Regions from separate parts of the Homo sapiens genome. Here region 1 is linked to region 2. Evidence: chromatin contacts called from ENCODE Hi-C data. All regions are on one chromosome and are shown on one strand. Each heading gives the region's core, a stretch centred on a gene start or an enhancer-like site at or near the end of the contact. The rest is flanking DNA. Distances are from core to core; before and after follow the strand shown. Region 1 overlaps NTRK2 (neurotrophic receptor tyrosine kinase 2). Region 2 overlaps NTRK2 (neurotrophic receptor tyrosine kinase 2).

The links. A loop is a pair of places that touch in the nucleus more often than their neighbours do. Pooled maps may share reads with other maps.
Region 1: a loop to region 2 is called in a pooled map, with 2.7 times the contacts of the local background. The contact joins two enhancer-like sites. A Hi-C loop is called at or near these places in 3 of 37 single-sample maps with no recorded cell type and 4 of 50 pooled maps.

What each region holds. Positions count from the first base shown.
Region 1 is chr9:84,819,031-84,826,306 of GRCh38, forward strand. The region is part of intron 12 of NTRK2 (neurotrophic receptor tyrosine kinase 2); the gene reads left to right. Among named protein-coding and RNA genes, the nearest start is that of NTRK2, 150 kb to the left of the region's middle. Within about 2 kb of position 4,786, at least 5 of the 41 ENCODE cell types and tissues checked have a DNase peak (open chromatin) inside an H3K27ac peak, as active enhancers do.
Region 2 is chr9:84,693,654-84,701,023 of GRCh38, forward strand. All of the region lies in intron 2 of NTRK2 (neurotrophic receptor tyrosine kinase 2), which reads left to right. Among named protein-coding and RNA genes, the nearest start is that of NTRK2, 28 kb to the left of the region's middle. RefSeq lists an enhancer at 433-692. Within about 2 kb of position 4,043, at least 3 of the 41 ENCODE cell types and tissues checked have a DNase peak (open chromatin) inside an H3K27ac peak, as active enhancers do.

The DNA.
Region 1 (7,276 bases), core at 3,536-6,035, 130 kb after region 2:
TCTCACACGCTACAAGACCCTGGAGCCTGTGTTTACTGAGTTAAAATCTCTGCCTGACCATAAATTAATGAACAGTAAGTTCCCTCCCTCTCTCTTTTAGAAATGTTTATCCTGTTGCCAAGAAGGAAAGGAGAAACCTCTTTTGTGTTTATTAACCACGCTTCCATCTCTTTTTAAAAATTATCATCATGCTGTAATCAGTCTTGCTGAATTATTATATAGAAACATAGGCCACGGCTGTTTGCTTTAAGGATTTTAATTCAGCCTCAAGTAAATTCATGCAATTTCACCTCAAGCCCCTTGAGTCGGGGTAGGAAGTACAGAGTCGCCAGCACTGTTTTACCTTACCTGTGGAGAGTTCTAGGTTTGTCACCTGAACTAGGACACAGCCTCTGAGGGTGCTTCCAGGCTTTTCAAAGACTGCTCTCAAGGCAGATTTTCCTCTTTGCGTTTACTCCAGGCTCCTGGGTCTTGGGGAGGTTGATTGATTACCTCTCCATCACGCTTCACTCAACGCTGTTGAATTGAATGCCACGTCTAATTACATGCAGGTCTCCTGCTGGCTTCTCAGGGTGTCTGACCCATGGGGTGCACTGGCAGGTCTCAGGCAGAGGAGGCGTTCAGGGTATGTCTGTTGTGTTCCCCCTGTGGAGGCGCCAGCCTTAAACAGGCTCAGCCCTCCCTATCTGGAGTCCTGCAGAATGGCGCCTTCTCTGTGGCTCCAGCTCTGTCTGGGATCCAGCAAAGCTATTTTCCCTTCCTGATCCCTGGAGTTGGTAAGGGCTTCCCACTGTTGTCAGTTCCTGAGTGCCTATTTCCTGTTTGTTTCTTTACCCCGCCCGCATCTCTCTGTGTGGCCCTACAATATATCTCTTCATTTGAACCATATGGGGTGAGTTATTTTTCCTTGACAAAACCCTGAGACATATGTTATATTCTTTAATGTATGATCTCATTTTATCTTCCATCAAATCTCTTCCAACTCCAGTAAATATTTATTAAGTGTCAATTATAGTTGACCCTTTAACAATGTGGGGGTTAAGGGCACCAATCCCCTGCACATTTGAAAATATGAGTATAATTTTTGACTGCCCCAAAACTTAACTACTAATAGCTTACTTTTTTTCTTTCTTTCTTTCTTTTTTTTTTTTTTTTTGGTGACAGCGTCTTGCTCTGTTGCTCAGGCTGGAGTGCAGTGGTGCGATCTCTGCTCATTGCAACCTCCGCATCCCAGGTTCAAGTGATTCTCCTGCCTCAGCCTCCCTAGTAGCTGGGACTACAGGCGTGCACCACCACGCCTAGCTAATTTTTGTATTTGTAAGAGAGATCGGGTTTCACCATGTTGGCCAGGCTGATCTTGAACTCCCGACCTCGAGTGATTTGCCTGCCTCGGCCTCCCAAAGTGTTGGAATTACAGGTGTGAGCCACCGTGCCCAGCCAATAGCTTACTTTTGACCAGAAGTCTTACTAATTCCGTGAACAGTTGGTTAATACATAGACTAGTATCTACATGTATTTTACGCATTCATGACATATTTAACTTTTCGTTAATTTTTTCAATATTTCTATGTTACAAGGTTCATCTGTTAATTTTTTCAAATTGTTTCAAATCTCCTAAAAATTTCGAATATATTCATTGAAAAAAATTTGTGTATAAGCGGACCTAAGCAGTTCCAACCTGCGTTGTTCAAGGATCAAGTGTGTATGTCGGCCAGTGAGCTAGGTGCTGGGAGGTACCTCCACAAACCAAGCAACTCCATCTTTGGCCTTATGGGCTATGGCCTAATGGTAATGTGTATAATATTGATACTATCACTGCCCATAATAAGAGAACAATGGCTTAAAAAGTTAAATGACTTTTCCAAGGGCACACACATCAGATTTGTCTGCCTATAAAATCTCTGCTTCTGGCATTGTTTCTCTGAGGCCAATGATTTTCCTTTGTCTCTTGGGTGTCTCTAGGCTGCAAGTTCTGAGCTAGCCATAAGATCTCTGCTCTTCATTTTGGTGGCTGTAATTCTTCTTGACTTGGTGTAAATGCATGAAGTATCCCTGCCCTTGTAACCTGTTTTCTTTTTTTTATTTCTCTTTTATCTTTTTTTAAAAAAATCATTTTCTTCTCTTTTCTTTCAGTTCTCTTTTTACTCAAGACAAACACCATAAATATGCTTTGTCTTTTCTTTAATTTTCACACTTTAAAATTTTCAAATTGGTTGGGCGGAATGTACTTAGCTTGCATGTTTATGTGTGTGTGCGAGAGAGAGAGAGCAAGGAAAGGGCACAAGAATTTACACACACACACACACACACACACACCCCTATGGAATAGGAATACCATGTATTTTCAGTTCTATTTGATCAAATGGGAATGTAATCCCAGTACATACACCATTTACCATTATCACCTCCTCAGTGCTTACTGTGCTGTAACACTCCCAGCTCTTCTTAAAAAACTTTCCATGTTGTATTTTTTGCTCTTTGTTTTTACTTCCTTATAAATAGCAAGAAGTTTTGCTGAGAAGAAATAATTACAAATCCCAAAAGGTTGGTGTTCCGTTCTGAGCTCCAAGATGTAAGGATTGAGTGGATTTCAAACTTGGCAAAATTTCTGACTTGGCAAATGCTTCCATCCTTATTTATGACAGCTTGGAAACTTCCATTTTCCAGGGTTTATAAATGATGCTGCTGATTTTGTCTCCTTTTTTTATTTTGCTGTGAATTATAAAATAACCAGCCTGAAGGTTTCCTTATAATATTAACCCTCTTAGCAGAGAGGGAGAGAAGTAGAGAGAGAGAGAGAGAGAGAGAGAGAGAGAGAGAGAAGAGAGAATGTGTGTAAATTGCTGTGTTCTTTCTTTTCTTGGTTATGAGGTGCATTTTACATATTTCATAAGCCCATTTACTTCCCTTTTTCTGCCTTTCAACAAAATGAAAATCTAGAAATGTTGAGGTTTGGGATACAGAGAGTGACAACCTGTGTTTGTCATTTTCACCATAAAGGACTTCTTGGCCAGCAGTCCTCTAAGGGATGATACATTTCATCTCCAAATTGCAATTTAGCATTTGGAATTCTGGAGCAAGATAGGTAATGCATAAAGTATCAGAGAGTCTTTTTCTAGTGGTGTGAATAGGCTATTTCAGGGGGTCTCCATGCCCATATTCTTAGAAAATTGTCCAAGTGGAGGAAAAACAAAGAAGTTGTCACCTTCTTTTCCCTTGACACTCCTCCCCCACTGAAGCCTTCTTCTTTTTCTTTTTCACTTTCTTACTTCTATACTCAATTCCTCAAAGCCCACTCATCTTAGGTTTCCTTTGTAAGTGCTTTTTCCTTTCGATTCATGGGAATATGAAGAAATTAGGAGCCTTCATTTATTGGGTAGAGTAGATAGATTTTACCAAATGTGGGCAATAGGAATTTTGCAGTGCAGAATGTGTCCTCTCAGAAGCAGACACCAAGATGGAATTAAAGCTGCAAAGATTTTTATCCTGAGAAACTCTTGGGTGAGAGAAACTGGGAAGGGAATCCGAGAGCAAGGATCTGTAAGAGCATCAGACTGCAATGCAAGCAGGACTGTGGGTGAATAAGAGAGGGATGGAGGCTTAGGTCAAGCACCCTCGACTGCCGTTCACTCTAGGGAGTTACTGGCGAGGCTGCTGGGGAGTATTTGAGCCAAATCAGCCATCAGAAGACTTCCTTGTCTCCCAGGAGGGTTCTGCCTTTATATTTCCACCACTCTCACTCATTGGCTCTGGAGCTTGGCCTCTGTGCAAATGAGGCGATAAATTCCTGAGTTCAGCATTTGGTACCCTTGGTCAACTATGTTCCCTGTCCTTGAAGGTCTACGAGGTGCATTCTCAACAGTAGACACTGTCTTATCTGAGCTCCACTTAACAGATATGCTCATTAATTGCTGCTTGCCATCTCTCTGTAAAACACAATGACCAACCTACACCCTGGACACTCCTGGCTGAACATCTGGGTTGAGTGCTTTCGGAAACTCCACTTCCTTAAATGACCTACTGTCAGTTTCATTGGTTAAAAGGGCTTCTACTACAATCATTTTTTTTTTTTAAAAGTACCCAGGCTGGGCAAGTCAACATTTTGAAATGTTTAAAAAATGTAATTTTTGAGCTGTAGCTACCCTTTTATTTATGGCAACATAAAACAACATCTGAAACTAAGACCTGTTTTTGTTTTTCTCGCCTACATACTAAAACCACGAGTGATTTTTATTTCATTTCATTTTGTGTTCCCCATCAAACAAATTTCCTATCATGACAGCTCTTGTTATTGATTCATATTCTTTCAGAAGAGTGTTTATGGAAGTGTACATCAATGCCTTGCCAGGCATGAGGACCAAGTCGGAGTGGTACAGAGCGATGCATCCTCTTACACAATTACTCACTCCTGGACTTCAGCAGCCCTTGCATTGAATTGTTTTCAAGGAAAATGAGACCTTATTCAGATGCAACCAACTTTATTGAGTACTTTCTATGTGGTAGACCATAGGTTCCTGATTCAAATGACTACAGGTTGGGACAGTCCTGGGCGTCAGTAGCTGGGGTGGAGGAGAATGCCCCATGCACAGGATAGGGCTGCCCCTAGCCCAGCCCATGTTGGCGTGCAGGAATGAAAGCCTAGCGTACCCAAATCTTCTGATTTTTTTAAGACAAGGGGAGATCCGGGTTTTTATGTGAAATTTTCTAGTTTTTAAATGTTGGCAAGACCCTTCACATTTTTTAAGGTCTCTATGAGCCAAACATAACAAGTGTTGATGCCAAATGTTGCCGTTTGTGACTTTCTGGCTGGACATTCTGCTCGTGGCTTTCAGACGTGGTTCCTTTACAACAGCCCTGAGTAGATACTTGTCTTAAGTCAGGCTTCCTGGAAACAGATGCTGAGATGAGGATTCATGTGCAAGTAATTTATTAAGGGTGTGCCTGGGACCGGTATGGGGAAGCAGGACAGTGGGGGAGGAGCTAAGCAGGAGTATGATTTGAGCCAAAGCCTTGTGGAGGTGGTTTCAGCCATTTAGTTTCAGTGGTTTAAGTTGCCCTTCAGAGTTGTCCCACCCTGAGCTTAGGGAGCTGGGCTTTCATATGTGTACACCTGTCAGTCATTAGCTGCAGGTTGCAACAGGCAAAAATGGGCTCCAATAGCTCAAGGGAAGGCCTCCAGAAAAGTGACACAGGTGCTGGCTGTTGGCACTGCAGGGCACACAATGGCAGTAACAGTGGTTCTGAGAGAACCCTCACGACCCACCACCAGCAATCTGTGGCTCTCCCTAGTCGACAGGCTGAGCCAGAATTCAGAAACTGATCTTTTGACTCTGTGGCCAGTGCTTGTTGGCACCCTTTCCACCTGCTTCTTACTGAGATCAGCATGCAGAATTCAGATCATCTTAGACCCTGGCAAATTGGTATGTTGGCCCTGGGCTACTAGCTCTTCTTTTCCTCTAGTAATGCATGGAGAGAGGGTGGCATGGCTATTCAGAGGTGGGGCAGCCCAACAGGAGCAAGAAAGGGGCTCTGGAGCCCCCAACCCTGTAGGCAGCCCTAAATGGGCTCCCAAGAGAGGCTGAGGCAGCTCTCAGTTCTAAATTTTTCTTGCTAAGTTTGGCAATTTCTTCCCTGAGATGCAGACAGTGTTTCTGGGTGCTCTGTGTCCTGGTGAGTTCTGGGCCTATGAGACACACTTGTCCGCTGCTGGAAAGGTGGACCTTTTGGGGAAATAGGCCAGCAGCTTCTACATCTTGCATCACAGTGCCACAGTATGTAGGCTGTTTCCTTTGGAGAGCTTAAAGCTATTCATGGTTTTAATTTGGAGATACACCCTCTAAAATCCAACCAATTTCCCTTGAAGGAAATCTATCAGATCTGAGGAGAGAAGACAGAAGCTACAGCACCATCTGCTAACCAAACACCTCTGGATTTTGTGGGTTCCAGAGGCAAAAAGATCAGTTTTTTTTTTTTTTTAACTGAGTTCATCACGTGTTCCCAGACACACCTGCCCCGTGCCTTCTGCTGTAGTGGACAATTTGCTCATCCTTCCAACTCCTGGATTACCCAGGACAGCTTTCCTCTCCCTGGGCTCTTGAATGTGGTTCCAAAATCAAGCCAAGTCTTCCTCACCCAAATCTTTCAAACCTGTCCATTTTGTGTACCCCCACCCTGTCTACCATCCTCCAGGCCCTTTGTAATTGAGAGGGCCAAGCTGGTCTTCTCTCTCCCCTTCTCACCATGCTTCCACCCCCTGAGCCCCACATTATCTTCCCAAGATGCAGGCTTGAGCCTTAGGCAACTTGCGCAGCTGAGTAGATTAAGTCCAAGCTTCTCAAAAGAGCATCCCAAGTTCAGGACATTGTCACTCCAGCCATGCTTCCCCACCCACCACCTCTGGTCCACTTCCTTAAGCTGCCTACTCCACTTGGTTTGACCCTCTTCCTCCCACCACCCTCAACTTATTGATTGGGTGACCTTGAACTTGGCACTTAACTCTCCAAGTCTTAGATTTGTCCTCATTAAAACAAGGGTGGGGTGACTAGGAGATTTAAGTGGAAAAAAAGTCTGGCAAGTCATTCAGACAGCATGGCATGCAGTAACAGAAGCAATGACCATAACAATGATTATCATGATTGTTACCTATCTTCCCACCCTCCTAGAAGCTGGCACAGAATTCTGCACACAGAGTGGCACCTTCTTTCCTATACCCCCATATTAATAATTGTGCCATAGTGTTCATCTGGTGAGAGGAGCTTGGGTCTGCTGTTGCTGCATTAAACTGGATTGCTCCAAAGCATTAGACCACATGCCACTCCTGTCAAAGGTGCTACTGGGCTTTCAAAGAAACAGATGAAAAAGATGTGATTCTCAGTTGAGTTCACTTTTGTTGAGATGTGTGAATGTTTCTGAGTAAAGCTATGTGGGACCTCATAGCTGAAAGGCTGAATCAGAAATAGGGAGCTTCTGAGGCACGGAAGATCAGTAAAGCTTTAGGATTCTGAATGAAACTAAATTCCACCCCCCACCCGCCATGGACAGCAGAAGCAAAGATCTCTGGGGAACTTCTTCAGGATGTGAACCAGGGGCTGCCATAACAAGTTACCACAAACGTGATGGTTTACAACAACAGAAATTTATTCTCATCATTGTGGAGTCTGGAAGTTTGAAAGTGAGGTGTTGACAGGGTTGGTTCCTTTTGGAGGACCTGAGGGTCTCTCTTAGTTTCCAGGGGCAATTATCGGCATCCTTTGGCTTGTAGCTGTATCACTCCAGT
Region 2 (7,370 bases), core at 2,793-5,292:
TAATTGAAATTCTCATGTGCAGTCTGGTTTTCTAATTTTCCCAACAACCCTAGGAGGCAGTTACTGTCGTTACTGCATTTTGCAGACAAGGAAACTGAGGCGTAGGGACTTGTCTCAGGTCATATAGCCAGTAAGAGGTGAAGCTAGTGCAGTATGTTTAGTCCTCATCCTACACTACCAATTATTTTCCAGGCACTCAAATTTGTAAATGCCCGGAGTATTTGGGCTGTTCTAATAAGCTGCAGTTTTCAGAGGCATTGTGTAAGAATCTGAAGATTTCTTATTTATCTCCTATTGTTGCTCTATGTAAATATAATACAGGACATCATCCTAAAAAGTATCCCTGTTCTTTTCCATTGACTGCTGTGTTTGGGCTGTGATTATTTGTAAAGGTCCATTGTGCAAAAACTCTAGAAATTATTTATCGTGAAGGTGCTGGATTTACAAGTCCCCAGTCCTAGAGCGTGGTACAGTGGCTATGGGCTCAGACTTCAGAGGCAGGTACATCTGGGTTCAAATCCTGTTTTGGCAGCTATGTGACTTAGGGGAAGTGATCTGGCATGGCGAGGCCCCAGTTTTGTCTTCTGAAAAATGGGAACAATCATAGAACTCTCCTGGTAGCATTATTTTGTTAGGAGACAGTCCCTGGGTAGCCTTCTGGCTAACACCAGTTAGCACTCCATAAAGAGGGAGTTACTGGTGCTACTTCAAAGCTCATGGCCAAAAAGAAACTGAAAGCTGAAAATGCCACTGCTCAACAGCATGCAGTAGTAAGCTCTTCAAATTTAGATTTTGGGCTTGCTCATTTAGCGTTCTTTCCATTCACGTCCTCACAGTTGGGGTGCATACCCCCTCAAGAATAGAGCCACAGACTGAGAGTCTGATCTTCCGTATCACCTGCACCTGCTCAGGGACTGACTTTCAAAACTCTTTCTCAGCATTTTTGCTGAGAAACTGAAACTGGCTAGCTGTGAACCCAGGGACCAAGGGAATTTTTTTTTTAGAAAAGGATTATTCTACTCCCTATGAAAGAAACCTTAGAGCAGAGAGAATCCTGTCATAGTTGAAATGCCGTGGCTGTAAGCCTGGGAATTTGAGGTCTATCTACTTTTATCAAATCTAATCTATCAATCAATCATCTATCTATCATCTGTCTATCTAGAGATGATAGATAGATTGATAGATATCATCTGGAGATGATAGATTGATTGATAGATTAGATTTGATAAAAATCTATCTATTGGCCGGGCGCGGTGGCTCACGTCTGTAATGCCAGCACTTCAGGAGACCAAGGCGGGTGGATCACGAGGTCAGGAGATGGAGACCATCCTGGGGAGCTTGCAGTGAGCCGAGATCGCGCCACTGCACTCCAGCCTGGGTGACAGAGTGAGACTCCGTCTCAAAAAAAAAAAAAAAAAAAACACACAACAAAAAACTTCTATCTATCTATGTATCTATCTATTTTATTGATCTATCTATAAGGAGGGAGGATGGGGTAGCAGGAAACGATTCCACTTTGAAGAGTCACCATTTGAAATATTCACAGCTGCTTCCATTTCATTTTGATGTGTTGCCAAAGTACAGTTCAGGTAATAAAGTCTAGGCTAAAGGGGAATTTTTCTTTTGAGTAATACCACTATTAAGCTAATATGCTTAAAGACAAGATGCATTAGATACTACTCCTTGTTGCTTGAAGAGATTACCTAGAGGAATTATTTGATAGGTTGTTAAAGCAAATGTGAAACCTTTTAAAATGTAATGAGGACCCTTTCCAGGAACCTGTAAGTCAAAAATATTTCTGTGAATTTTCTCTAAAATTACCTCTTTTCTCTTATTTTCCAAAAAGCCAGCTATAAGCTTTTTGTTAAGCCAAAGAAGAGGAAATTCTTTACCCTCAGAAAAATGTCTTAGTAAAGGTCCTGAATGTCAAATTGAGACTGGAGAAGATTTGGTGACAACACAAAACAAGATGACAAATAGCATGTACTGTGTTTATGTTCTAATTCTTTATCCACTTTCCGATCACTCTTCAAAGCTTGAGCTCAATGCCCTTTCTCCTTTTAAGCCTTCACTGACCTGCCCAATTATTTAAATATATATAAACAAATATATATTTCCAATAATTTTTGTAGTTCCTTCCACTGTGCCCTCACAGGGCAAGTGCATGTACTTCTTCTTAAAACCTTTTCTTTTTGGCTCATCATATCCTGTGGCAGTGTCCACTGTCTCTCCTTAGAGCATCATCTCCTTCAAGATAAAGAATTGCTGGATTTGAAGAATCATGGAGGCCATTTCTAGTCTTACATTCCTCACATGTTGGGGTTCTGTGGCAAATGAATGCTTATCTGCTGAGGGCAATTATTATTATTATTTTAGACAAGATCTTGCTCTGTCACCCAGGCTGGAGTGCAGTTGGCGCTATCATGGCTCACTGTAGCCTTAACTTCTTGGACTCAAGTGATCCTCCCACCTCAGTCTCCCAAGCAGCTGGGACCACAGGCACCTGCCACCATGCCCAGCTAATTTTTAAATTTTGTGTAGACAGGGTATTACTATGTTGCCCAAGCTGGTCTCGAACTCCTGGACTCAAGCCTCCTGCCTTGGCCTCCCAAAGTACTAGGATTACAGGTGTGAGCCACTGTGGCTAGCTGGTTTTTATCACTTAAATAAATAAGTAAATAAGTAGTGGGTTTGAATATGTTGTGTTCTTGTAATCTAAATTAGCTTTTAGATTGGACAAATTTGGGGTTCCAAATCAGCTTTCCACCCCCTTCTGTTATTGTCTTTCCTTTGTTTGCTTGTTTTCTGCATGAGAAGTGAAGCTGTGTCCTATGACGGTGATAAACTCCAGGTGGAGGATCAGTTTGGGTGCCCTAAGTGAGCAGACATTCCTTGAGCATCAGCTCTGTGCTAGGAAACGGAGATCAGTGAGATGAGATGAGGAGCTAGCAATTCAGTTATGGGGTCAGGTAGACTCATAGAAAAATAAAATTGAGGGTACAAAGAGTACCTCCCATTGCTCTAATTCTTAATTGCAAACTTACAAGTGCAATAAATGCTAAAACTGCATGCCAACCGATGGAATAAAAATGTTCTGATTGGAAAAAGCATTTTTGGTGTTGTGTCTACAAATCACTCAAGCAGTCGTGGAGGGTCCTGGGATAGATTTAGATGAGTACATTGATAAGACTCTATCATATAAGATCCAATCTTTAGGGCAATAGTTAATGACCTTGGGATGTAGTAAATGTGCAAAAAATAACAGCAAAAACTGCCCTCATAATATGAGGTCCTAGCAAGAGTCCTGTATATGGACTTGGTAAGGGAGGAAGGCACATTCTGGGCAGAACAGGATGGTTGAAGGCCACCAATGATTCCTGGCAGATTATTAATAAAGGTTGAGGGCCAGGGACCCTGAGGGACTGACGAGGTGAGAGAAATTCCTAAGGAGTACCAAATGAAACAAAAAATCCGAATTCACCATGCCTCTTGGTCACTATTTAAGGGCCGCTGACTTGCCTAAGAGAGCATGCAAGCAACGTCTGCAGGCTGGGGGGTGGAGGGAAGCTCAATTTTCTGAGAAGATGAAAACTCCGTGGACCTCGTGAGATTCCTGTGAGGCAAGTGCGGGGACATGGGCTCTGGGGGCGGAGGGGCTGTGCTTGGAAGCCCCTGGGCCTAAGCTTTCTAGAGCAGTGGGCCTAGGTTAGAGGAGTTTGAGGTTGTCATGGAGAGAAATCTCCTGGTTGGGGTGTGTGCCACAATTCTGGGCCTTCCCACTGCTCCCTTGAGGGAATGGCACCCTTTTTGGAGATGTGTTTTATTAAGCAGAGCTTGACTCGGTGAAGAGCCCACAGTGTCACTGCACTTTAACAGGGGCAGTGGGGAGTGGTTTTCTGGGAAAGAGCCTGCTGCCCGCCTGTCAGTGGCCCTGACCTGGCACTTCCTCTCTCCTTCCTAACCCTGTGCCTTTGGGATCAGTTGCCCTGAGGCAGAGAGCAGGAGAGGCCAGGGCTGTGGAGATCCTCCTGGAGGCAGGTGGAAGTCACCAGGAGGGGGCAGCGCAGCACACACCTTGGTCTTCTGTTTCCATGCGGAGGCTGTGGAGCAGGGAAAGAAAGCTGTTAGCTGTTTGCTGTTTGGGTGGTCCAGGGAACCAAGAACTTGAGCTCGGGTGTGTTTGTCCACTGAGTCACTGAGAAACCCTGGGGTCTGGCTTTCCTGCAGTTATTTCCTTTGTATGGTTGTTGCAGTCTCTGTCTCTCTTTCTTTCCCTCTCTCCCTCCCACCCTTTCTTGCTTGCTGTCTCTTTCTTTTCTTTTTTCTTCATAAATTTTAAAAATTCAAAAAAGTATAATGACATAATAACTTTATATAATTACATTCAGAAATAATAGTTGAATATTTTTAAGCTATTTTTTCTTTTAATAAAATAGTTTAGCAGTTTAATAACATAAATGGTATAAATAGTTTCTGTGTATGTGTGTGTGTGTGTGTAACCCCAGACCCATTCTCCTTTCCCAAGGCCACCTTCCTTGGAATCATCTTTCTATACTTGGCATATCTACTTGACTGTGAACACTATGTGATATTATTTTTTGTGTATTTTTAAAAGTTCACACAGATTGTTTTATGTTACATGTACGTATCAGTATACAATTTTGCTTATCTTCTTTCTCACTTCGCATAGCAGTGTCTTTCTGTTCAAATATGTAGATCTGATTTAATCTAATATATATATATATATATCACCTTATTTTAAACAATGTCTATTTCTTTATGGATGGACACTCGGGTTGTTCCAGCTTTTGACTCTATGACAATGAATGTTGTAATATTCTACTGATCATATTACAATGACTCTTCTTGAGTCCATATGTGAGAACTTCTCTTGGATGAATACCTGGAATAGAATTGCTGGGCCCTGAAGGGTTCTGATTTATAATTTTCCAAGATACAGGCCAAGTGCTTTTCAAAGTAGTTATAACAATTTACACTTCCTCCAACAATTTCAGAGAAATTTCATCACATCCATAGAAATGTTTTACATTGTTAGACTTTAAACATTTTGTCAATCTAGTGGGAGAGGAATAATATGTCATTGTTATTTTAATTTACATTTCACATTTCTTGGGAGATAAGCAACTTTTCATGTTTCTTGGCCACCGAAGTTTTCCCTCTGTGAATTCCCTGTTATTCACCTTACTGGCTTCTTTTCTAACCCTATGATTTGATTCTTCACTTAGTGGTAGCTAAGGAGAGTTTCTTAGGGGGTAGATTTCCTGAGCAGTTTGTAGCTAGCATCTATATTGTGGACATGACTACACGTAGTAGCTTATGAGGGGGAATTCTTAGGATCTACTACTAGAGGAGCCCTTGCTGAAAATTTTTTTTTTTTTTTGAGACGGAGTCTTGCACTGTTGCCCAGGCTGGAGTGCAGTGGTGTGATCTCGGCTCATGTCAAGCTCCACCTCCCGGGTTCACACCATTCTCCTGCCTCAGCCTCCTGAGTAGCTGGGACTACAGGTACCCGCCACCACGCCTGGCTAATTTTTTGTATTTTTAGTTGAGACGGGGTTTCACCATGTTAGCCAGGATGGTCTCAATCTCCTGACCTCGTGATCCGCCCGACTTGGCCTCCCAAAGTGCTAGGATTACAGGCGTGAGGCACTGCTCCTGGCCCTTGCTAAACTTGTAATCCAGCTCTTCTGTTGGCCTTTCCATCTTGACAAGAAGAAAAATGTATTTATTTATCCAGGGCATTCTTGCCCCCACAGTAGAAGCGTATTCTCTAGTGACCATTTTTCATAACTTCTTTTGATGGTGCTTTTGAATGGTTTTCAGCAAAATTTCCTGTCTGGTCTTAGATTTCAGAATAGTGGTGCTTTGCTTAATTGGCTCATTTTCATCTCATGAATACTGTGAATTTACCATTGACCAAATTTATCCTCATCTCCTTCTTTCTTGGACACTGGTGACTAGAAAGCATAGAATTAAGCTTATGTGTGTGTTTTTTTTTTTTTCTAACGAGTGTATGCATTTCTAAATTGAATTCCGGGCTCCGTTGATATCTCTTTATTTTTAATTTATTTTTATTTTTAAATTGTTTTTTTTCTTTTTTTTCCCACATAGTTTTGTGCAATCCATTGACATCTCTACCCCTGTCTTTCTCTCCTCTATGCCTTCCATTTTTATTTGCTGGTTCGTTGTATTCTATTGAATAAAACCGGGGAGTTTATAAATTAAATGTCTGATGAAAAATGAAAAGAAAGGGCATAAGTAACAAAAAGTTAAAGATGAGTGCCTTGTGCAGATCATAATAAAGTCCCCATTGAGTTCCAGGCCCTTGTTGTGAGCATGGAGGATGCAAGGATAATCCAGGAAAAGAGTGAGGAAGAACTCTCAATGACTTCAGGACAGTGACAGGCCTCATGCTTACACAGCTGGTAGGAGGGGACAGGCTTGCCTGGAAGTCTGGATTGTGACTCCAGAGGAAAACTCGCCCACATTATCTATCCTTTTTGCTGTCAGTTGCATGAGAAAAAGTATTAAAATTCAGGGCTCTTTAGAATGCAGTTCTTACTGTGAGATCATTTAGAAGAGTGAGGTCACTGTGGTCTCTATTGAAAATGTTGGTGAAAAATCTTGCAAAAATGTATCTAAAGTATGATAACTCTGAAACAGTTGATGTTAAAAATTGAGCATTCCTTTCAAGTCTTAAAATGTTTCTTTCTTCTATGTGTGGTGGGAGGAGAGAAGGGAACGAAAGCTTCCTGCACATTTATTAAGTGTGCCAGGCCCTGGGTATCAGGGACAACCAAGAATTTTTTCAGAAGAAGCCGCCGTTCTATCTTGGAGGCTGGTTTTTTATGTAACAGGGGACAATGTTTGTGTGGATGCTTTTAAAAGTATTTCTCTTTGGTGTAATTTTGTCTTCTCAGAGAATCTACTGATTTTTATTTTTAAAATTTATTTTCTAAAAAGAGGTGCCCAAACCCTTACTATACAGCTTGTCATCATTTTCTTTCACACAGTGGGGGACCTATAGATGCTGTGTGTTCCTCCCCATCATTTAATATTTTTTTCATTTTAACTCACATTGTTAACAGCAGGGCTGCATATTTGTTTTCAGTGTCTTAATTGGAATATGTTATATATCTTAAATTTTTTCAAAAAGAAAGGGGAGATTTCCTCCTGGCATAATTTCTTGTAATGCCTTTGTAACTCCAAGTGCAGTTCATCTTTTCTCCATCTGTCCATCCATCCGTCCATCCATCCATCCATCCATCCTTTGAGTACCTACCTTGTACTGGGTACTGAGCCAGGTGCTGTGATGCATATTAAGAATTATAAAACAGATCTAGCTATCT